Regions from separate parts of the Mus musculus genome. Here region 1 is linked to region 2. The links are chromatin loops, found by intact Hi-C in ENCODE. Cell type or tissue: heart. All regions are shown on one strand. Links, peaks and the distances in the headings refer to the core of each region. The heading gives the core; the rest is flanking DNA. Region 1 holds the start of Olfr67 (olfactory receptor 67). Region 2 has its middle 7.7 kb from the start of Olfr66.

What was found. Hi-C counts contacts between places; a loop is a spot of excess contacts. Peaks named below come from ENCODE experiments on the same cell type or tissue, not always from the same donor. Only the 100,000 strongest peaks of a DNase experiment are listed, where the experiment ranks them.
Region 1: a loop joins it to region 2, with 5 times the contacts of the local background. A loop is called at or near these places in 13 of 42 quality-filtered maps.

What each region holds. Positions count from the first base shown.
Region 1 is chr7:103,786,828-103,799,840 of GRCm38, forward strand. Olfr67 (olfactory receptor 67) reads right to left here and starts at 5,003. Exons shown (of 2, transcript NM_013619.3): 1 at 4,934-5,003; 2 at 385-1,556. The coding sequence starts at 1,448. The coding sequence ends at 486. RefSeq lists a silencer at 6,150-7,076. In heart, for the core only: a CTCF peak has its summit at 6,248 (motif pointing right); no DNase peak of the experiment used is centred there.
Region 2 is chr7:103,868,022-103,881,034 of GRCm38, forward strand. No RefSeq gene overlaps it. Among named protein-coding and RNA genes, the nearest start is that of Olfr66, 7.7 kb to the right of the region's middle. RefSeq lists an enhancer at 238-3,173. In heart, for the core only: CTCF peaks have their summits at 5,240 and 6,629 (motif pointing left); no DNase peak of the experiment used is centred there; H3K27ac peaks cover 2,234 bases.

The DNA.
Region 1 (13,013 bases), core at 1,998-9,997, 81 kb before region 2:
ATTTTAGAGTTACTAATTTAGTATAAGAATTGCATTGACAAAAATAACTATAGTATAAATGCTTCATTCTATTACCTCATACATTTGCTGATGGGCAGAGAAATGTTTTACACTTCAGCAGAAAGTGAGATCCTTTGAAATATAATTACATTACAATGTAATAATTCTCAGAGAATTAATGAAAATAGTTTTAAGATATTCAATGGTTTTCTGTTTTTACTTTCTTTACATAAGAAATTGTATTTTCACGGTTATCTATATATAAATATAAAGTAATTTGAAGTCCACACTAATAAAATGTCACTAAGATATTTTTCCCCCACTCTCTGTATGTATTAGTTAATATTGTGAAAATTTTCATGGATATTATCCTCTTGAAAGTGAAGCACTCTAAATAATAAATCTCATTTATTTCTATTCTCACAGGGATGACATTTAAAAGAGTTTTCTTTGGGAATGTGCTATCTTTAACATCTACTGTCATGTTAACATGTACTCACTGAGGAGAAAAGGAAAACCACTCGATCTTGGATCTGCTTGGTCTTCACACCATAGATGATGGGGTTAAGCATTGGGGGCACCACCACATAGAGGTTGGCCACTAGGATGTGGATGTGGCGAGGAACTGTTTTGCCTCCAAAGCGATGGGCAAAAAATGAAAAGAATGCAGGAGTGTAGAATAAAAGAATAACACAGATGTGGGAGCCACATGTGTTGAGGGCCTTGTATCTGGCAGCCCAGGAAGGGATTTGAAAAACAGTGCGAAGAATCATGGTGTAGGAAATAATGATGAGTAGTATATCTAGCCCAGTAGACAGGAGGGCCATTGTCAGCCCATATATGATGTTGACAGTGATATTGTCGCATGCCAATCTGGCAATGCCCATGTGCTCACAGTATGAATGGGGAATTATGAGTTTCCCACAATACAGAAGTCGATATACCAGGAAGATGAATGGAAAACAGATGAGAAAGCTTCTGACCACAGCTGCTGTGCCAATCTTGCCAATGACTGAGGAAGTAAGGATGGTGGTGTATCTCAGTGGGTAACAGATGGCCACATAGCGGTCAAATGCCATGGCCAGAAGAATAGCAGACTCTGCCACAAAGATGAAATGTATGAAGAACATTTGGGACACACAACTACCAAAGGATATACCCCTGGAATGAAACCAGAAGATAGCCAGCATCTTGGGGGCTGTAGCTGTGGAGAGCAGGAGGTCTGCTAATGCCAGCATGGAGAGAAAAAAATACATGGGCTCATGCAGACTGCGTTCAGTCACTATCAGGAAGATTAGGAGGACATTGCCTATGACAGCCACGATGTACATAGAACAGATGGGGATGGCTATCCAGGAATGTAGATCTTCTAGTCCTGGAATTCCAATCAGAACATACCACACATCCTGTGGATTGGTGTAATTATGAAAGGAAGAGGCCACCTTCATTGTATACACAAATCTTGGCTCTTTTACACTCTCACTACAGCATTAACGATTGAGGAATACAGCCAAGGCTGGATGAGGTCTCATCATATTCTTCCCCAATATTTGCATCTGTGTGAAAGCATTAAGGAGAATTAAATTGTCTAAATATGCACGCTGTTGATCAAGCAATTAATTATTGCCTCTTGAAAGAAATGGTTATCATTTAATAAATATTTAATATGTACTCTAGCACTTTACATATATAAGCTTATAAAGTTCTTATGGTGACCTACTAGAATGGTCTCTGTGTTAACCTATAGCATCCACACTATTATTCACATGGACAGAAAAGGAAGGGTCCATAAGCTTTGAGTCTCTTTCCACAGAACTCATTTAATCAAAAACTCAGACAGAGAAAATTTTAGCTCTAATCTTAGTCATCTTCATCCATATTTCAAAATCAAACTAGACACAGAATATGTATGCCATAAAGTCTCTCACTCATCATATTCCTGAAGAAAACGGATATGAAATTGAGATTTGTTACTCATAAAATAAAGTTTGATAAGGTAGATTTCAAACATTATAGCATAACATGCCATCTTCTATGTTTAGTGATCAATGAATTGATGCTAAGCCTTGTATTAGCCATTAAGATCACAAAAATGAAGTAAATATATCCCTGTCTGCCTACTACCTAACTCTCAAAAATCTGTGTGAGATTTTAAAGATCTGAACTATTTGAAATACCAGATTTTACTGGGCTCTGAAGTGAACAAGACTACTATGTAGTCAAATTTTCTTTTACAAAAGCCAACTTAAGTTTCTATTGGAAATTAGACAATATACCTTTGTATTATCAAGTTCAGAACATAAGCAAATGATGATAGCTATAAATCAAATATATCCTATCACAGTAAAGAATGCATAGTTCTTTAATAAAAAGAAGAAAGGTGGCTTGCTGGTTACAAGTTTTACATGAGGGAATAAAAGGAAAAGGCAATACATTGCCAGACTAAGTGCACAGGTACATGCGTACATGTGTGTGTGTGTGTGTGTGTGTGTGTGTGTGTGTGTGTGTGTGTGTGTGTGTGTAGGTAACACACAGCATAGACATCAATATGTGACTGCAAATTGATAGGCAGGTCCAAAATTTTCTCAATGCAGACGGCAAAAACTTTATTCCCAAAATGGCACATGGAGTTACAAAATGATTATCAATCTACTTAATAGAGAAAACCCTTTGCCAACTGTACATCCAACAGGAAATTAGTACTCTGAATATGTAAAGAGCTCAAGAATCTAAATAGGGTAAAAGAACGTCATCACTTAAATATATGGGCTATTGGACTGAATAGACAGTGGTCAATAGGAGAAAGGGGGCAATGTTTGAGAAAGTGTTCAACATTCTAAGCCATCAAGAAAATACAAATGGAAACTGTTTTAAGGTTTCCCTGAATCTCCATCAGATAACTGATACTTTGACTTTCACAGGAAAGTGAATGCCACTTGTGACTAATATGTTAAGCAAAGGAAGCCAGAATCAGAAATACAAATATTGCATGTTTCCTGTCATATGTAGAATATCAGTTTAAATTTGCATGTAGATATATGTATGCTTATAATATGTAGGTCATCAAAATAGTGGTATTGTTCATAGATAAGAGAATGAAATGCATGTTAATCTATTGAGTCTAACAAAGAGTCCAAGTTCTGTAAGATATTGATATCAGAGGAAGCATGTATCATTGTAAATTTATTTTTATTTCCAAACTTAAATAAATAAAAAATAGTGGAGAAAGAAAATGGAGGAAGAAAAAAATAGAGTTAGTATTATGAAAGAGGAGTAAGTGATATAAAGATAGCAGAAATGGTGTTAAAAAGATTGTGGAATAGCTATGTCAGGAATATATATGGAAACTTTTGGTAAGACAAAAGGACCCGACTATGTGGGATGCGGAAAAGCAGGGGATAGGAAGGATTATACTTAGCATACAATGATATAGATGGAGCTGCATATAATGATATAGATAGTCAGAACTAAATATAATAGTAGAGCTGGGTAGATAAGTTACAATAAAACACATTTGTGTGTGCTTAACCAAAACAATAACTAACAGAGTACCAGATGCTTTTTGTACCTTGATTCCACTACAATTGTGTCCTGTCCACTATAATTAAGCGTCCTAACTGTGCACCAAGGCACTGTATTGTCGCCACCTTTCTTTGTTACTATATGCAAAGTTACCTCCTTTATCTGATTGAAATATTAGGCACTTCTTATTTAATTACAGTTAAATATATAAGGCAGTGTCTGCCTATATGACTTTAGCATAAATTGGCATGAAGCTCTTTACAAACAATGGACATTTATGGATCTGCCCCCTTCACATAAACCAACCAGTGAATGGGACTTAGCTGGGAAGTAGAACAATCTCCATGGGGGGAGGGGAAATCATGGTGTAAAGATGTAAGGGAGGCAAACAGATCCTTCAGATTTTCCCTGTTGGTGGGAAGCTTTAGCCATCACTAATCTTTTATTTTATTTGTCTTGCACTGTGGGATTAAGATTTGGAATTAATTAAAATGTTGGTCTGTGCTCTTTGTAAAATGCACTATGACTGTATTGATTGCACAGTCCAGCTGAACCTGCACACAGTTGGACCTGAGCACTATCCACTAAGATGTACTTGGCTGTGTGCAGAGACTGTTACTTACTTGAATTTTAGTTCTCTTGCTGATAAATTACCTAAAAATTTAGCACCATTGTAAACCCATTCTCTTGTTAGGACTTCAGGATAATAACTACAAAAATCACATAAATCTCTATTTATTGCAGCAACAAATGACATAAGAGCACACATAAAATTACCAACATTAATAATAAAATCAATGTTAATTTAAACAATTGTTAACTTTCTGGGCTTCAGATTAAATCTGTTTATAACATAATCCTCAAACCAAGACACATTATCTTACCCTGGCTATAACAATCAATAGTCTAAAAATATCAATTGTGTTTATAATAGTCAGTGAAGGAGGCATCGCTTTAAATTAGACGGTCGTTCCTACCAATATAAGACCATCATCACTTTTCAGAGTTAACATCTCCAAGTCTCCGTTTTTTAAATACACATCAGGACTGGTACCTGATGTTATAAGGCTCTATATATTTATGAACATGTTCTTGAATTCATTCTTGAATATATAAGGTTTGTCTTTATTAAAATGTTTAAACAACTAAGCTTTATTTTAACCACTGGAAATTTATCACACCTATATTCAAATCCTGGTAGAAAAATAAGAGACTATTGTATAAATACAATATAAATATGGAAACATTGTGACTGATGACTAAATCTCTCAAAATAGAACTACACCACCATTGCAGATCAACTTGACTAAGTTAGGTGTTGTACTCTTATGGGTCAGAACTGCAGAAAACATGACTTAAGTTTCTTCTGTCATCTGCTTCAAGCTTCCTTTGAACATAACTTTGCACTTACTTGTTTCTGTTTAAAATCTGAAGACATTTAACAGGAGAAAGAGTAAAAGCAAGGAGATTCTATGAGCCTAAACAACAAATCTGGATCATTTATTTATACCTCGTTTTAGACATCTCTTGGGCCCTAGACGTTTAGCCCAAGAGCATTGAGTTGTATCATAGAAGAAATGTCCAGTACTGGCTCCTCTCTTGAGAACTTTCCTCCTCCTCCTCCACAGTCTGAGAAACATTTCTTCTGGTTAGCATTTCCAGACAGTAAAATTGATACATATTCCAGTTTTTTTTTTTTTTTTTTTTTTTTTGCATGTCAGAGATTTGTACTAGCACAATCGTATCCTGTTCCCTGGAGGGATCTACTGTAACAGGTTCTAAATACCATTTAGGGAGGAAGTGCTGAATGAGTTTTTGAAGCCACTATAATGAGTTCCTTTTTTTAAAATCACATGTTCCTTCAAATCTTAAGTCTCTTTGTCTTTCCTTCTGTTCCCTAGGTTACATGACAGAATTATTCAGGATTAGAAGGGTCCAAAGATGCAAAAAGATGACATAGAAATCTCTTTTGACTTTTGAGTAACATTTTTTTATTATTTTAGCTTCTTATTATTTAGTTAATTAACAATTAATTAAGATATTAATTTTTGTTTTTGTAAAGTGTGTCTGTATGTGACTATATGTTGCATGGAGGTAAGAGGCATCAGGTTCCCCTGAACCAGGAGTTAAAGGTTATTATGAGCTTCTATTTTGTTTTGTTTTTCAATTTTTTATTAGATATTTTCTTCATTTACATTTCAAGTGCTATCCTGAAAGTTCCCTATACCCTCCCCCGACCCTGCTCCCCTACCCACCCACTCTCACTTCTTGGCCCTGGCTTTCCCCTGTACTGGGGCATATAAAGTTTTCAAGACCGAGGGGACTCTCTTTCCAATGATGGCCAAATAGGCCATCTTCTGCTACATATGCAGCTAGAGACAGGAGCTCTGGGGTACTGGTTAGTTCATATTGTTGTTCGACCTATAGGGTTATTATAAGGCTAATGTGGATGTTGGGAACTAAACCCCAGGCATCTCTTTAGCCCAATTACCTAGCTTTCTTATAAAGCCCAGGATTACCTGCTTAAAGATGGGTCCTCAGTGTGCAGGGCTCTCCTTCATCAGTTAACCATCAAGGCAATCTTCCAGAGCAATGCACACAGGCCAATCTCATCTAGTCCATTTCTCAATTGAGATTATCTTCTAGGATTACTCTAGGCAGCCTCAGGTTGTCAACTAAAGCTAACTGGGATAAACTGTATCACCACCTTTTTAAGGTCATTTCTCTAATGATCCTGTTGCATACCAGTAGGGGGCAGAAGTGTTCCGCTGATTTCCGCCCTCCTCCCCACCCCCCCACCCCCCTTATTCAAAGATGCATGAAACAAGCCTACTTCTAAAAGTGATCAGGTCAACTAGGGTTTTGGCAGCGCTGAAAATATAGATAAGAACCTCCTACAAACTATGTGGTAATACCAGACAGCACAGTTAACCACAAACTTAGGAACCTTGCTATCAATGCACATGAATAGTATGCCTACTCATTTTTTAATGCTCTCTTTTTTACTCATAGTTTCTCCATTAATTTATTCACTGCATATTTCATAACATATGCATAAAGAATATCCTAACCTTAACTTTTCTTAAATTCTAAATCTAAATCTAATTTTAAATTCTAAATCTTAAATTTTCTATTTAATATTATTTTCTAGTTTAATATTTTAATTATTATTTAATACTATATTTAAATTATTTCATATTTTATAATACATAGCAACATAATAAAGTATACATGAATAGTTCACCTATTTAATTGTGGCCTTCTAAGGTTTCTGAGTAGCTGCCACCAAAATTTCAACTATTTAATTGATATAAGACAAAAATAGTCACTTTCAAGTGAGTTTTGTTTTGTTGTTTAAAAAATCTCCCATTATTTATGGGACCACAAAAAAATAAAATCAATCATAAAGATGACTGTAAATCAATAAAGCAGAAAATAAAATGACAAAAACTCATCTTTTAAATGTATTTCTTATAATTTCTGGCAAATAATAATTGTGTGTTTTATGTAATACACTGTATCCATAAACTATAGAAAGAGATAATCCAGCCAATTAATTACCTACCATCTCACCAAGTTAACTTTCTTTCTTTCTTTCTTTCTTATTTATTTATTTATTTTGGTTTTTTTTTTAGAGATAGGATTTCTCTGTGTACTCCTGGCTGTCCTGGAACTTACTCTGTAGACCAGGCTGGCCTGGAACTCAGAAATATGCCTGCCTCTGCCTCCCAAGTACTGGGATTACAAGTTAACTTTCAAGTGATGATAAAGTCCTTTTTTTTTTTTTTTAAGAAAATAGATGGAAATAGAGCTCATCATGCTAAAAGATAAGTCATATTGGAAGACAAGTGTGATATGTTTTCTCTTATATGTGGAAAAAGGAAGAACATCAAAATGGAATATTACAGAATGGGGGGGGAGGGGCTATATGCCACCATCAAGCATAATGAAGCTCCCAGGCAAGCTCCAGCTCCATTTCTCTGTGGCCTACAACTAGAGTGTGAGGCATCTTCATCAAGAGACGTCAACATCTCGGAAATAGCCTGTACTGGTTGGGGACACTATTGCCTGTGCTCCACGTCTCCCTGACCAGTAACTGACAGGGAAGCAGCCCACACCAGCACTGGAATGAATAATCTACCTAATTTCATACCACAGATGATCTTTAATCCCACACATACTGTTAGATCCCTTCAATCACAAAAATTCACTCCAACTTAAAACATACAGATGGAACGATTCATAGCCAAAGAAAGAATGCAGCCTTTGTCTTCCTGGGCATGAGGTACCTTACGTAGTAAAAACAGTTTCTAGTACAATCCATTTTGCTGAGATTTTCAAAAATTCATTTTTCTTTTTAGGTTATTAAAATCTGTGTATGTATGCCATATTGTCATTATCCCTTTTCCTGTGATTGGGCATCTCAGCTGATTCCATTTCCCAACTATTGTGATATGCAAGCATTCCTGTGTTGGATATAAATCCTTTTGAGTGGTGCAGCTAGGTCCGAGGGTAGGTCTGGTTTGAGTTTTTGAAGAATTTGCCCACTGGTTTCCATAATGTTGTATTAGTTTTCACTCCCATCAGTAGTGAACAGGGCTTCCCTTTCCATTTATCCTTCTTCATATTAGCCTTCATTTGTTTCCTATGATAGGTGACTATTTTGGCTACAATGAGATGAACTCTCAAAGTAGTTTTGTTTTACGTTTCCCTAATAGCTAGACACATTGAATAATTTTCAAAACATTTATAGGCCACTTAAATTATTTTTTCTTTTCAAAATCCTTTGTTCCCCTTCCACTCCTTCCACCTGGTCTTTGCTGCTAGGGTAGACTCCTAGTTGGTCTGCTCCCATGAAGACTCCATATTCCAATCCATCCTAAAGTACCCACTGTACTCACAGAAGTTGGTAAGAACCTCCCCCACCCCCACCCTCACCCTCACCCCCCACCTCCTAGTCCAGGGCTGCTGATGGGAGCCTGGTGGACTCTGGACTCATCACTCACCAAAAAATCTGCCCTCTCGAATACCACTCTCCTTCCTTCCTTCCTTCCTTCCTTCCTTCCTTCCTTCCTTCCTTCCTGTCCACCCCTTCTGCCTGTTCCTTGCTGCTAAGGCTGACCGCCTAGTTGGTCTGCTCCCGTGAAGACTCCATATCCCAATACATCCTAGAGGACCTGCTGCACTCGGAGCATTTGAGGACCTGCTGCACTCAGAGCAGTTGGACCCTCTGCACTCAGAGCAGTTGAGGATCCACTACTCTCAGAGCAGTTGAGGATCAGCTGCACTCAAAGCAGTTAGACAACAGCTTGACTGCTCCATTGAAGAATCAACAGTCTGAAGGCCTTTCAGGAAGTCAACTGTAGCCAGGGCAACAGATAAGTAGCTTCTCTGCCCCTGTGAAAAGGCCCCAGTTGGAAGGCTCTACAGGTGGTCTGATACAGCCAGAGCCACAAGCCTACCAGGGACAAAAGAGACAGACTCAATAAAGTCACCCGGATCAACAAACACCATGGATATTCAGATGGTGAAAGGCAAACATAAGACCATAAGCAACAGAAACTAAAATATGTGGGCATCATCAGAGCCCAGATCTTCCATCACAGCAAGCATTGAATACACGAACACACCTGAAAATCATGAATCTGTCCTAAAACTCTATCTCATGAAGATAATAGAGCCCTTTAAGGAGGATATCAATAACTCACCTAAAGAAATACAGGAAAACACAGGTAAACAGGTGAAGGAATTGAATAAAGTGATCCAAGACCTAAAAGTAGAAGTAGAAACAATAATGAAAACACAAATGGAGGCAAGCCTGGAAATGGAAAACCTAGGAAAGAAGTCAGGTGTAACTATTATAGATGTAACTATTACCAACAGAATAAAAGAGATTGAAGAGAGAATCTTGGGTGTAGAAGATAGGGTAGAAGAGATTGACACAACTGTCAAAGAAAATTCTAAACATAAATATTCCTAACCCAAAGCATCCCGGAAATTCAGGACACAATGAAAAGTCCAATTCTAAGGATAATCGGAATAGAGGAGAACGAAGATTACCAGCCTAAAGGACCTGAAGAAGTCTTCAACAAAATTATAGAAGAAAACTTCCCCAACCTAAAGAAAGAGATGGGCATAAAGATACAAGAAGCCTATAGAACCCCAAATAAATGGAACCAGAAAAGAAAATGTTTTCATAGCATAATTATCAGAATATTAAATGCACAGAGCAAAGAAAGAATATTAAAAGCTGCAAGGCAAAAAAGGCCAAGTAACATACAAAGGTAGACCTATCAGAATTACACTAGACTTCTCAACAGAGACTATGAAAACCAGAAAAGCCTGGTCAGAGGTCATGCAGACTCTAAGAGAATACAAATGCCAGCCCAGGCTACTATACCCAGAAAAACTCTCAATCAACATTGATGGAGAAACAAAAATATTCCAGGACAAAACCAAATTCAAACAGTATCTATCTACCAGCCCAGCCCTACAGAGAATCCTGGAAGGAAAACTCCAACACAAGAAAGATACCTGCTGGAATTTTTAGGGTCACTTATATATACTATCATATCATCTGCAAAAAGTGATATTTTGACTTCCTCTTTTCCAATTTGTATCCCCTTGATCTCCTTTTGTTGTCGAATTGCTCTGGCTAATACTTCAAGTACTATGTTGAAAAGGTAGGGAGAAAGTGGGCAGCCTTGTCTAGTCCCTGATTTTAGTGGGATTGCTTCCAGCTTCTCTCCATTTACTTTGATGTTGGCTACTGGTTTGCTGTAGATTGCTTTTATCATGTTTAGGTATTGATAGTATATATAAGTGACCCTAAAAATTCCACCAGAGAACTCCTAAACCTGATAAACAGCTTCGGTGAAGTAGCTGGATACAAAATTAACTCAAACAAGTCAATGGCCTTTCTCTACACAAAGAATAAACAGGCTGAGAAAGAAATTAGTGAAACAACACCCTTCTCAATAGCCACAAATAATATAAAATATCTCGGCGTGACTCTAACGAAGGAAGTGAAAGATCTGTATGATAAAAACTTCAAGTCCCTGAAGAAAGAAATTAAAGAAGATCTCAGAAGATGGAAAGATCTCCCATGCTCATGGATTGGCAGGATCAACATTGTAAAAATGGCTATCTTGCCAAAAGCAATCTACAGATTCAATGCAATCCCCATCAAAATTCCAACTCAATTCTTCAACGAATTAGAAGGAGCAATTTGCAAATTCATCTGGAATAACAAAAAACCGAGGATAGCAAAAACTCTTCTCAAGGATAAAAGAACCTCTGGTGGAATCACCATGCCTGACCTGAAGCTTTACTACAGAGCAATTGTGATAAAAACTGCATGGTACTGGTATAGAGACAGACAAGTGGACCAATGGAATAGAATTGAAGACCCATAAATGAACCCACACACCTATGGTCACTTGATCTTCGACAAGGGAGCCAAAACCATCCAGTGGAAGAAAGACAGCATTTTCAACAATTGGTGCTGGCACAACTGGTTGTTACCATGTAGAAGACTGCGAATCGATCCATACTTATCTCCTTGTACTAAGGTCAAATCTAAGTGGATCAAGGAACTTCACATAAAACCAGAGACACTGAAACTTATAGAGGAGAAAGTGGGGAAAAGCCTTGAAAATATGGGCACAGGGGAAAAATTCCTGAACAGAACAGCAATGGCTTGTGCTGTAAGATCGAGAATTGACAAATGGGACCTAATGAAACTCCAAAGTTTCTGCAAGGCAAAAGACACCATCAATAAGACAAAAAGACCACCAACAGATTGGGAAAGGATCTTTACCTATCCTAAATCAGATAGGGGACTAATATCCAACATATATAAAGAACTCAAGAAGGTGGACCTCAGAAAATCAAATAACCCCCTTAAAAAATGGGGCTCAGAACTGAACAAAGAATTCTCACCTGAGGAATACCGAATGGCAGAGAAGCACCTGAAAAAATGTTCAACATCCTTAATCATCAGGGAAATGCAAATCAAAACAACCCTGAGATTCCACCTCACACCAGTGAAAATGGCTAAGATCAAAAATTCAGGTGTCAGCATATGCTGGAGTGGATGTGGAGAAAGAGGAACACTCCTCCATTGTTGGTGGGATTGCAGGCTTGTACAACCACTCTGGAAATCAGTCTGGCGGTTCCTCAGAAAATTGGACATAGTACTACCAGAGGATCCAGCAATACCTCTCCTGGGCATGTATCCAGAAGAAGCCCCAACTGCTAAGAAGGACACATGCTCCACTATGTTCATAGCAGCCTTATTTATAATAGCCAGAAACTGGAAAGAACCCAGATGCCCCTCAACAGAGGAATGGATACAGAAAATGTGGTACATCTACACAATGGAGTACTACTCAGCTATTAAAAAGAATGAATTTATGAAATTCCTAGCCAAATGGATGGACCTGGAGGGCATCATCCTGAGTGAGGTAACACATTCACAAAGGAACTCACACAATATGTACTCACTGATAAGTGGATATTAGCCCAAAACCTAGGATACCCACGATATAAGATACAATTTCCTAAACACATGAAACTCAAGAAAAATGAAGACTGAAGTGTGGACACTATGCCCCTCCTTAGAAGTGGGAACAAAACACCCATGGAAGGAGTTACAGAAACAAAGTTTGGAGCTGAGATGAAAGAATGGACCATGTAGAGACTGCTATATCCAGGGATCCACCCCATAATCAGCATCCAAATGCTGACACCATTGCATACACTAGCAAGATTTTACTGAAAGGACCCAGATGTAGCTGTCTCTTGTAAGACTATGCCGGGGCGTAGCAAACACAGAAGTGGATGCTCACAGTCAGCTAATGGATGGATCACAGGGCTCCCAACGGAGGAGCTAGAGAAAGTACCCAAGGAGCTAAAGGGATCTTCAACCCTATAGGTGGAACAACATTATGAACTAACCAGTACCCCGGAGCTCTTGTCTCTAGCTGCACATGTATCAAAAGATAGCCTAGTCGGCCATCACTGGAAAGAGAGGCCCATTGGACCCGCAAACTTTATATACCCCAGTACAGGGGAATGCCAGGGCCAAAAAGGGGGAGTGGGTGGGTAGGGGAGTGGGGGTGGGTGGGTATGGGGGACTTTTGGTATAGCATTGGAAATGTAAATGAGCTAAATACCTAATAAAAAATGGAAAAAAAAAGATACCTGCACCAAAGGAAGAACAAGATATTAAGCATCTCACAACAAAGTCAAAAGCAGAGATCCACAAGCACATAAAGCCACCTACAAAAACAAACATATCAGGAACTAATAGTCATCTCTCTTTAATATTTCTCAATATTAATGGAATCAACTCACCTATAAAAAGACATAAGCTAACAGAATGGACATGCAAACAAGATGCAGCATTTTGTTGCATACAAGAAGCACACTTCAACAACAAAGACAGGCACTAACTCAGAGCAAAAGGATTGAAAAAGGTCTTCCAAGGA
Region 2 (13,013 bases), core at 1,920-9,919:
ATTTCAAAAGCTTTAATGCAATATTTAATTGTATATTAGTACATGTGCTCTTCCACTGTCTTCTTATCTCTTTATTTGGGAAGTTAAAATTATATTATTTTCCCTTTACTTACCTCCCTTCATTACCTATCACACACCCCTCCTAAGTGTATATAAAAAATTGTCTGCCTGTCATGAATCTCCCAAAGAAATCCTAAGTAACATACTGAGTTAACTGGAACACAACCATTTTATATTGGAACATTAAACACAGGGAAGGCCTTTAACACATGTTAAACATAAGCCAGAAAACCATAGTCTTTAGACTCATGAAGATAATTAATTCATGGAACATGATCATGTATATCCAGTACACCATCTCCACTTAAGATAGTCTATCTGGCCTTGAGTAAATGGTGTGATATCCTCTGGATCTGGAGTCACAGGGTGTCATAAACTACCCAGCATGGGTGCTAAGAACCAAACTCAAGTCTTCATGGAGAGCAGCAAACATGCTTAGACTCTGAGCCGTTGCTTCAGTACCATGGTATAATTTTACAATAATTTAGGAAAGTAGAGTGGAGAATCAAAAACACATTGTGTCAGGGCCAGTTAATGTGGTTCACTAGATTAAAGCACGTTCACACAAGACTGATGAGCTCGGTTCATGCCCAGATTCCATGTTAAAAGCTGGATGCTGTGGTGTTTATCTGTAATTTCAGCACCTCTGTGGTGAGATGGTAGGAAGAGACAAAATTGCCATCAAAATTCATACACTAAATACACTAGAAAACACAGACCAGCAGGAATAAGAAAGAACCTGTTTTGGCAGTGGGGAAAGACAAAACTGAGTCCAAATTTTTACTCTGATCTGTACACACAAGCAATGATATCACATAGACTACGAATAGCAATGACAATAATTGGCACAATTAATAGAGCTTAAAACTTAAATTCCAACATCCTGAATAGTAAGTGGTATAAAGTAGATAAATGTTTTAGAAAAAGGAACTGGAAATTCACTGGAAAATGAAAGAAGAGTAGTTGAGAGATGAATTTAAATCCCACCATTTGTATGTGTATAAGTGCCTGGATATACTAGGGAAAACTAACACTGCTTTCTTAACTGTAATAAAATAAGAATATTAATAGCATTTGCTTTAGATAATTAAAAAGTAGTCAATGAGGTCATTTACCCAAAACAGTTTTAGTATTTTCATAGAATGAGCCTTCAATAAATATTAATTTTATTATTAGTGTACTATTTAAAAACAAATTAGAATAAAGTGTGTCCCAAAAGAATTATTATATATAAGTACAATTAAGTAATTAAAATTATTATATATAAGTACAATTTTAGCAGCCAATATTTCTGGAGCATTTACCATATATAAGGCACTACTGTAAATGCTGTATAATTAACCCAAACAATTTTCACAATAGTCTTAACAGGTTTGTTAAAAGCCTATGGAACATTGGGAGTTGGTTTTAATACTATGTCCATTTGTGAGGGGACAGGGGAAGAGTGTAATAGTGTGAGAACCCCAAGGAGTCAATAAGTACACCAAATGTCTGTGGGCACAGCAGGGGAGCTGCACATGTGAATTCTCAGCAGCTGTGACAGCATCCATGAAACCAGAATAAATCCAAGACAGACAAAATGCCAGAATAGAGAGTATGGCACAGAGTCCCACCCCTAGTTATAGAGCTATTAGCAATCCTTAGCTGCCAGGAAAGGAGGGGGTCTCTAAGAGGATAGAGCCCCTGGTAAGTCAACCAGGATCCAACAGAAGACCACACCTCCAAGAATATTTTGAGCAGCACAAATTGTTCTTGTTTTTTGTTTTGTTTTTGTTTTTTTTGTCTTTTTGTTTTTAATGGCATAAAGTTGAGTGAATAAGAAGGCAGCTATCAATCTGAGAACAGTTGGGAGAGTGAAGATAGCCAAAAAAAACTGTATAAGACTTTCAAAGAACTAACAAAACAATGAAAAAATTATTCTTAGAACTCTATAATATGAAATGACAAATAACAAACTGGAGAAAAACCATATAACATATGAAGGAAACAAAGCATATGGTAGTTAATGAGAACTGCTGAATCTTCATAACATCACATGATCTGATGAGAATCTTGACCAATGTTCTATATGAAACTTCTGTGAAACAAGGGTTGGAATTTCAGAAATGACCCATCGGAAATTAATATGTGTGGGAGAGGGAGTTATTTTCTTAAGTTATATGACAATAGAAAGAGGGGGTCATCTTCTCTCCTCCACCGTGCAAAGCACCCACGTATCTAGTGCTCAGTAGGTTTGGTGTACCGAGGGAATTTCACTAAATAAGAAAAATCTTTGGGCAGGCTGCCTGCCAGTAGAGGATCTCAAACTCAGGGACCTTCCTGGTGTGGGAAATGAGGCAGTTTATACATTTAGTTGATGTAATATATGTTGAAAAAGATCTCTCAAGAATAATTTACTAGTGGCCTTTACTTTCAGAAGAAGAAACTAAGGGTCAAAAAAGTCTAGAGACTTTCGTAATGATATTACATTTATCATGGGAATTCCTGAACTAGGATGCCTAGCTCTTGCCTGGCTGGCATGTGCATTTGCATGAAGTTCCTGCCTCTAAACCTGCTCATCATGAGAGAAAGAGCAGAAGGAATTAAATATATGCACACACACATACACACACCAAAACAAAACCCTTCAAAGTGGTTTCCATGGCACAGTCTGGGCTGTACAGACATCTAGGTGTTTCTTTAAAAATAAGCATACAACTTAAATATACAAAAGTGCAAACTGCTGTTTGGCAGTTGGAAAGCCAAGGCTCTGAGCCTGGCTTCCTGGTCCAATAGATAATATTATCAGAGTCTTGGCAGGATCTCACTCCCCTTGCTGTGGGTGGGAGGATCTCAGACTAGTAAAGGGGTGGGGAAAGCCATCTCATTCTGACATTGCTGCTAGATGTAAGAGAGGGCAAATTGTTCATGATCTGAAACCTTGAGACATGGTTACTGTCACCTACCAAAAAAAGAAAGAAAAAAGAAAAAACAAAAAACCAAAAAACAAAAAATTAAACATACAACAAAAAAACCACAAACAAACAAACAAAACCCAACCAACCAAAAACAAAACAAAACAAAACAAAACAAAAAACACTGAGTGGTCTACATGCACCCTCCACGTCTATTCTTAAATAAAAGAGATTAAAAGTTCTTTTCACTGAATGCAGTTCTATCCCAAATCTCTCTCACACAAACACACCTGAAAAAGTGCTTCATTCTTTTTCCTAAACTTGATAATGGACTTGTCATAACAACTTAATTGCATTTATGTCAGTTCATAACATTTGATTTTTGTGGCTCTGAGAAAATTATATTCTAGTGAGTAAATACAATTCAAATTAAGGCATTAACAATAATAATATCTTTGAACCTGTGCTTTCTGTCAAATATAGAAATACTAGAACTGGAGAGTGATGGCTCAGTGGTTAAGAGCACCTGTTGCTCATGCAGATGACTTGAGTTTGGTTCAAGTACCAGTGTGCTAGCTCACAACTGTCTGTAAGTCTAGTTACATGGTATCCAATGCCCTCTCTGACAACCATGGGCACTAGTTACACCCATGTATACATACAACACTCAAACACATAAAAATATGTAAATAAATAAGTTTAGAGCATAGAAATACTATAAAATAATCCAATGGTTGTGAGCAACAATGAAATAATGTATAATAACATCTTTAGATGACATGTGGCATAAAAATTCAGGAAATACATTGAAGCATTTTACTTTACTCTTTTAATCTTGTATATTCTTTGAGAATTTCAAATACTAATAATTTTTAGATCATTTGCCTCTCTAATTTCTCCAATTCCTTTTGAATATATCCCACTTATTTCCAAATTATTGACATATTAGTCATTAATTATTACTTTATAAATAATGCAAATTGTGTATAATATATACAAGTTTATAAGCACATCTAACTGAGATCATTTAGAGATGTTGCAATGTGCCTAAAGTTGCCCATTTCAGACTGGCTAAGCAATCAAGAAACTCATTTAATTCTCTCTCTCAACAATCATTAATTGCCAGTATATGTGCTTCGATAGGTGATGTTAGTGCCTGATTCCGGGTACTACCTTGGTGATTTGGAGAAACCACACATCATTTATATACGCCAAAATGGGCTGGAGAAAGTATTGGATGTAAATCAAAATGTAGTTTTTATAACCAAAAAAATATAAAGACACTCTTTTCCTGTCAATGACAAACATTTGGTCTTTCCAGCTGTTGGGACTATGAGTGAGTGACTAATAAAAGGCTTGCAGATGCAGTTTACCTGTGGCAAGGCAGAGGTCCTGGAAAGAGCAAGTGTCTCAAAGCACAGCCTAATGGGAAATTACTACAACAGGTTGACAGTGGCCTTATGTAAAAAGCACCAACCATTTGTCTGATCTCAAAAAGGAAATGATTTTCAGGGTTACAGAAGGCTGGAGAAGTTTTAATCTATGCCTTTGAAGTATGACTCGCTCTCTTCCTTGTTGACCATGTTTAAAACTCTTCTTTACTCCCAAGGCCGGTAGTATTTGGATTGAGTTGAATGTATTTACAAACATGTATAAATATATTGCAAAGTTTGGATGTCTGGTGTAGCGGGGAAAAAAGGAGACGTTGAAACCTGTGCTCTGTCCATACTCTAGTGAAATGTTTTAAAACAAACCACCTGTGAAGCTAATGTGTCAAAAATTGTTTTCATGTCTTTTGATTAATTTTTATATCTAATATAGATTAGAGACCATTGAATTAAGTCAAAGGCAGATACTTCAGATCAATAACAGAGGCATTTTATATGAAGAACACTAAATGGATGCAGAGTTCATTTATATTTATAGATTCATATAGAATATTTATACATATCACAGAAATAAAGACTATGCATTCATGAAGAGGTGGGAGGCATGAAAGGAATTTGGGAGGAAGGGAAAGGTGAGATGATGTAGATATACTAGTCATATGTGAAAGTCTCAAAAACACATTAATTTTTAAACAAGGGGGTTAATTTTAAAGACCTACATTTATCATCATTTACCTATTAAATTTCTACCACCTACCTATCATCTATTTGTCTATTTATCATTTGTCATTGATTTTTTTTTTGTGAACATGAATTCAAAGTTTATAATGCAGTATAGCAAATGTGTACTCAACTCTGAAGAAGTGGAAGTTGTTGGAACAAAAGTGAACACAACTTTGCTGCCCTCTCTCGTCCTTCTGCTATATTGCAATTCTCCTTTTAAATTATTCTAAATTAAATGTATTCTTTTAAACATCCATTCAAGTATATAATGCATTCCAGTTACTGTCCCACCCATTCATTCTGTCTTGTCTTTCTCTGAATCTCATCAGTACCATCTCCTCACATTGATATCCTCCTTCTTGGTTTTGAGACCTGATGAGTTCATTCAGAACTGTCTGTGAGATCATGGTGTGGAACGATCTGCTGGAGTCCTGTGGTCTCAGAAGTGAGGATACAACTGAAGGCAAGGCTCTGTCAGAGCTTGGCATAACTGATCATGGGATCCTTTGTTGGAGACCCTGTTCTCTCTTTGTTTCAGCATTTCACAAAAATCCAATAACAATAATCCCCAAACACACAGCAGAACATTGACATATTGGGAGGGTAATATATGAAAAGAAAATCAAAACGGTTTGAGTTCAGGCCTTTGAAAAATCCACAGCATTAGACAACTTAATCACTTTTGTGATTCATGGAATTCTCCAGCCCAATATTAGAATAATATTTTGTGACTCCTAGTGTTAAAACATAAACTTTGTGATATAATATAGAACAACCTTGCACAAGTTAAGAAATTTCAATTTATTTCAACATTATTTTGACAGTACCTACTGTGTGTCAGTCCATGTGTTTGTTGAAAGTTTTAGGTGTATCATCTTAATCCTCACAAATGTTTACAGTGTTTTGTTTTCTTTTTCTTTTTCCAAGTGAGTAAATTACAACTTAGAATATTTAAAGAACTGGATGTAACTGGAAAATCAGTTCATATTATAAAACAATACAATAATATAGATTCATATAGCAACTATATCTTTTCAGACATACTCCTCTATCCAGAGGGTGGTAGCCTCAGTTACCCGACATTAGTTCTTAGTATATTAATATATAGTATATACTTCTTGAGAATTGGGAACATGAGGAGACTTGTAGGGGGAGATAGATGTGGGGGGTGTAAGAAAAGGAGGGTGGTTAACAAAGAACCCAGTACTTAGTTTGCCTCTTGGGAAATGTCTCTTTCTACTACACTAAGTTAAAAGTAACTTTTCTCTTTCTGCTTTTCTAAAATAAAGACTGCCTAACACTTAAAAATCATTTGAAAGTTTCTGGCATTTGCTAAATCCAAGGTGATATTTTACTGATTTGGCTTTAAGTATTGTAAAGAGGGAAGTACTGACATATTCTCAGAAGACATTGTGGGGAATAGAGAAGGTAGGCAGAACGTGCAAGTGTCCTGTTCCTCTACCATGAAAATGACGCCTACTGGCAAGTGGTCTTTTCACCATTGTCCTCGCTGGAGAATCCACACACCTAGGTCTGTAGGCTCCATAATAATTGTCTTCCCTCTAGTGGTGAAAACGCCTCATTCTTTTTCTCTAGTTTTGTCAGATATGAGTCAGTTAATAGAATCTACTAATAAAAGCAAGCCATCTCGAGTTTTGTCATTGATTTTATTGTTGTGATCAGCATTCAAGTTCTCATCCTTCACTGATGACCACTCAGGCCCCTTCATGTGCAGACTGACAGGCTGTGGCATATTCAACTGGAAGAAATTCCTCCTGTTTACTGTACTAAAGTGAAACTGACACAGCCAAATGAAGCTTTACAGATACTTTTCAAATAAGGAAACAAAATCACCTGCACAGTGTACACAAAACAGTTATTTGCAATGTTTATCTCACCACAATAATAAACTTCTGCAGAAGGCCACATCAATTATTAATCTAAACATAACTTGAGACTAACAGGACCATGACCACATGGAAGCAGGAGAAATAGGGTCAGTAATAGGTTCAAGAAAAGAAAAGTCGTTTGAACTAGCATATCACAGAACAGATCAGAAAGGTACAGTAACAAATGTCTGCCACACCAACAGGAGAAGTGACTGTTAATAAGGACAACTGTCCACGTGGCAGATTAAGTCTGTAAAAGAAGGACTCTCAGAAGACAAAAGAGATCCACCCCATAATCAGCTTCCAAACGCTGACACCATTGCATACACTAGCAAGATTTTATCAAAAGGACCCAGATGTAGCTGTCTCTTGTGAGACTATGCCGGGGCCTAGCAAACACAGAAGTGGATGCTCACAGTCAGCTAATGGATGGATCACAGGGCTCCCAATGGAGGAGCTAGAGAAAGTACCCAAGGAGCTAAAGGGATCTGCAACCCTATAGGTGGAACAACATTATGAACTAAGCAGTACCCCGGAGTTCTTGACTCTGGCTGCATATGTATCAAAAGATGGCCTAATCGGCCATCACTGGAAAGAGAGGCCCATTGGACACGCAAACTGTATATGCCCCAGTACAGGGGAACGCCAGGGCCAAAAAAAAAAAAAAAATGGGAATGGGTGGGTAGGGAAGTGGGGGGAAGGGTATGGGGGACTTTTGGCATAGCATTGGAAATGTAATTAAGGAAAATATGTAATAAAAATAAATAAATAAATAAATAAATAAATAAATATTTTTTAAAAAAAAACCCCATTTATGGGAAACATAGCAAGAGTGAGTCCTAAGACTGTTGAACTGGTGGGCACACAGCAATTAAGAATGTACATAAGTGTGACTCACTTTGCTAACGTAAGCAGTTTCTCCCACAGTTTAGATGTGTGTTCCTGTCACAGTCCGGGGCTGAAAAGTCTCTTTAGGAGGAGAGCCCAGCATAACTGAATTAGTTATCTGGTACATGGAAGGAGGGAGGAAGAAAGGGTGATTGTGGACAAGGGAGGTACTCCACCTTGGCCAGGAGCACATCATTTTTAACATTTGCTTAGTCAAACTTAGACACATGAACTGATGATAATAAAGAACAAAGATTTCAGTGATGGGTTTTGTTCATTGTAATCATAGTCACAAGGGCTATCAAGACCCTGAGCTCCTAAAATAAAATCAGAAAAATTTATACCCTGAGCTCCTAAAACAAAATCAGAAATATTTATGTCTTTCACAAGCACAAGGAGTTACATATTTATAGTTCTTAAGTAGTAGAAGTCAAACTATAAATGCCCCCAAAATGAAAATTTACCTTATTTTCTAGAATGTGGACGCCCTCACCCTAAATATCTATTTCAGAATAAATACCGTAGGTTTTAAGAAAAATTTTATCAAAAACAAAATACAGAGTTGTGGAGCCCAGCAGCAATGGAAACATCTACAAAAGAATTCCTACACCTAAGACACTGTGGAAGAGCAGGTGGAAAGAGTGGAAGAGACTAAGGATTATGGACTTTGCTTTGAGACTCTCTCTCCTAGTGATGTCAGAAGTGTCATCCATAAAGTGTCGCCAGCACAACTTCCTAAACAGTATCTGAACAAGGAACAAAAGCTAATATGGACTCCAAAGTGGACTGGAGTAAACTTATAAAGCCTCTGCTCTACCCAAAGAAATAAGCAGGCAACAAAGAAGCACTATGAGGCCTCCTACCTCTCCCTATAGAGTTTCTCTAACCCCTTCAACTGTCATCCATTTTATTGTGGAGGTTAGCAGAAATGTAGAGCTCCATTTGAGGTGTAATGAATGACTGAATATGTTACTGTTTCTCTTGACCAACACAAGAAAGTAGATTGGTCCATACACTATTTCTATAGATAAATCCACCTTGTCCTTTTTTTTTTTTTTTTTTTTTGGATAAAATACTTAGCCTATGTAAGTCACCTATATAGGGACCAAACTCGTCGTAGTAATGAAAAGAAACTTGAAGGTTCTCCTGAGAATCAAAAACTGAAGTTCTTAGAATAAAGATTGGCAATCACCATCATTCTATTATATCCTAAATTCACATGACGCTGTAAACTCTGTTTGCTTTACTATACTTTGCTGTTACGGTGGAGGTGAAGGCTAATGCATCATGATAGTGCCTAAGTTTAGCCTCTAATTAATTTTTCACCTTTTATTTCTTGCTCCTCATCTTTCAACAATGCTCTGAATTCAGCTGGTTAGTGAAGATAACATTTGATGCTGAAGCAGAGAGGCATGGATAGACTATCAGAGAAGTCAAGGCCAGTGAATACAGCAGGAGAATCTGTCTGAAGCCAGATAACATGAGTACTTTGAAAAGGTGTCTCAAAAGATAAGAGACCGAAGAAAAGGAGAATGAAAAGTGTAACTCTGTCAAGATGTAAGTGATTTCAATAAAGCACATGAATAAGAAGAATAAACTAGAAGGATTTGAAAAAATGAGACTATTGAGCTATTTTGGCAAAGAAAATGTCTCAGGGATACCTATAAGAAATGATAGAAGTTAACACTAATAGGCTGAAAATAATTGGGCAATGGCAAATAATGTACATTCATGTGTGGGATGCCTTACTAAAGAGCAATAAACAATTAGCAAGCAAATCCAGGAACTCTACTATATCCCAAAAGCACCATGTTGGGCGAAAGAAAATAATTGTCTTTTACATCATTTCTAGTTTTGTGGTACAACTTGCTTGACCATCTAAGGAATAATAATGACTTCTGTTATAGGACTTAGCACTGGATGAGTTCTTTAACTAGTAAGTGGCATCTAATTTGGAGTGAAGGATCTGTGCTATGTCCATTTCATAGTGTGCTATTCAAGAAAGGAACAGAGGTAAAAGATTGAGAAGAAAACAGGTACAACACCTATGCCCTTGTTTCACAATGGGAAACCAGATGTCTGGAGAATGTCACATGTCTGCAGATGTCTACTCTCACCATCCTCACACAAATGAGTGACAGGCATGTCCATAACAGACCACATAGGAGAAGGGAAGATTAGGACTCAGAAAGGGAATGTTTGGATGTTTGGTAAATTGTTCAGAAATGTGAGAATAAAAGAAAAATTCAGATTCTAAGTGGTATGAATGGAAATAAAAGGAATAGCAGTCTTTGTTATCATGTTTAACTTGCTGAGTGTCTCAGCGCCTTACCATCATGAAACAACTGTAAACTTGCAGGATTCTGGACAGCTGAGTGTCATATCAAGGATCTGTTGGCCTTTAGTAAGAGGTGATGAGTGATCACAAACATGAACTGAAGGGGTTCATGCAAAGCCTTTGGAGAACTGACATAAGATAAGAGTCTGACATGAATGCTATACAACTAGCCAAATTATACCCAAAAATTATTTTAAAACATATAATATTATTTTGGGAGATTATCTCTGAGAAGACTTTAAGCTGATGGGGAAACAACTTGGCTTAGCAGACTCACAGGAGTGATAGAACAAAGCCTCTGCCTTCATGGAGACTAGGAATGTGACACTGGGATCAGAACAAAGAACCTCTGTGTAAGGAACTGGGCATGGGGTGGTGCGTGACCATGAAGATGAGGATTGTGACACTTGGCTGAAAGACACTCCTGTTGGGAATAATATCACTTTTACCGCGCAATAAGTGACTTTATACATGATCATGTCTATGCTGTTGGCTTAATAGTGTAAAAGGATTTTCAAAATAATAAATTACTTATTTTTGGATGGATTACTAAATTTATTCATTTTTATTGGATATTTTCTTTATTTACATTTCAAATGTTTCCTGGTTTCCCTCCCTCCCTCCCGGAAACACCCTACCACATCCTCCCACCCCCTGCTTCTATGAAGGTGTTCCTCCACCCATCCACCCACTCCCACCTCCCTGCCCTTGATTCCCCTACACTGGGGCATCTATCGAGCCTTCATAGGACCAAGGACCTCTCCTCCCACTGATTCATGACAAGACCACTCTCTGCTACATTTGCAGTTGGAGCCATGTGTACTCCTTGGTTGATGACTTAGTCCCTGGGAGCTCTGGGGGTGGGGAGCGGTCTGGTTGGTTTATATTGTTGTTCTTCCTATGAGGTTGCAAACCCCTTCAACTCCTTCAGTACCTTCTCTAACTCCTCTATTAGGGCCCCCATGCTCAGTCCAATGGTTGGCTGGTAACATCCGCCTCTGTATATGTAAGGCTCTGACAGGACCTCTCAGGAGACAACCATATCAGGCTCCTTTCAGCATGCACTTCTTGGCATCCACCAAACCCGGGCACTATAAATTACTTTCTTTTTCTCTTTTTATTAGATATTTTCTTCATTTACATTTCAAATGTTATCCCCTTTCCTAGTTTCCTCTCTGAAAATCTCCTATCTCCTTCCCCCACCCCCTGCTCCCCAACCCACCCACTCCTGCTTCCCAGCCCTGGCATTCCCCTTTACTGGGTCATAGAATCTTGACAAGACCAAGGGCCTCTCCTCCCATTGATAGCCGACTAGGCCAGCCTCTGCTACATGTGAAGCTAGAGACACGAGTCCTACCATGTGTTTTCTTTGGTTGCATATGCCAACAAGATTTTGCTGACAAGACCCTGATATAGCTGTCTCCTGTGAGACTATGACAGTGCCTGGCAAATACAGAAGTGGATGCTCACAGTCATCTATTAGATGGAACACAGGGTCCCCAATGAAGGAGTTAGAGAAAGTACTCAAGGAGCTAAAGAGGTCTGCAGCCCTATTGGAGGAACAACAATATAAACTAACCAGTACCCCCCCTCCCCGCCCCAAGAGCTCCCTGGGACTAAACCACCAATCAAAGAAAACACATGATGGGACTTGCATCTCTAGCTGCATATAAATTACTTTTTAAAACATAGATTATGTGTTTCACTTAAAATTATATTTTATTAAAGTTGATTTACTAACAGAAAATGATTTTAAATAGTCAACCTATTTCTTCATTGTTCTTTGCCATCTAATCTGAGGCAGAGGATCAAGGAGTTTGCTATGAGATTCCATCTTGTAGGAATCTCAGAAACTATGCCCGGAAAGTCTCACCACAATGACTGCCTAAACATAAGATCTACAAGGAAAGGAGTGATTGAAAAATTAACTTGGATGGGGAAAAGACCACAAGGTCTCAGCCATACACTAAGAACTACAGACAACTCAGGAACATGGAGAGCAGGAGAATTAGTCTTCCCCAAGGAAAAGCACACCAAATGAATATCCAATAACAATTGAACATCCTTCACAACATACATACAATGACATTATATAGACTGAACATGTTCTATTTAGAAAGATAGAGATAGATAGACAGACAGACAGACAGACAGACAGACAGACAGACAGACAGACAGACAGATAGATAGATAGATAGATAGATAGATAGATAGATAGAGGTAGATAGTGTGTGTGTGTGTGTTGTGTGTGTGTGTACATGTGTGCAACAACATTTAATGAATTTGAAAAGGAGCAAGGAAAGGTTTATACCTTTCCTTTCATTATGTTATTTTCTCTTTTCTACCTCCAAGCCATTCTATAAAGGATAGCTTGGAGGTGGAAAGGAGAAAATAACATAATTGCATTACAATATTAAAAATAATTTTTCAAAAGAAATTAATGGGTTTACTGATGGACCTTGGGAATTAGAGAGTGACTGTCATGAACTAAGTAGCACTGTGAACCCACCAGATTCTGATGGAGACTTTCAGAGTCATACTGGAAACAAAACAAAAACATGTAAATAAAGAATGAGGGCTTGTTGGGAGGAGAGAAAATTGATTGCGGTGGTAAGGACACACAAAGGCAAAAGTAAGTATATATATATATATATATGAAAATGTCAGGCACAAGTTTAATTTTAAAACTAATAAAACACTATCCTGCTTAAGAGAAAATCATATTCTCATCTTTCTCATTGTCACATCAATAAATGTGTGCCTTAGCCAAACTATTTCTTTCCATTAAACTTTGATTTTCTGAAAGACTGATTTTTCTTCCTTCCACTACAGA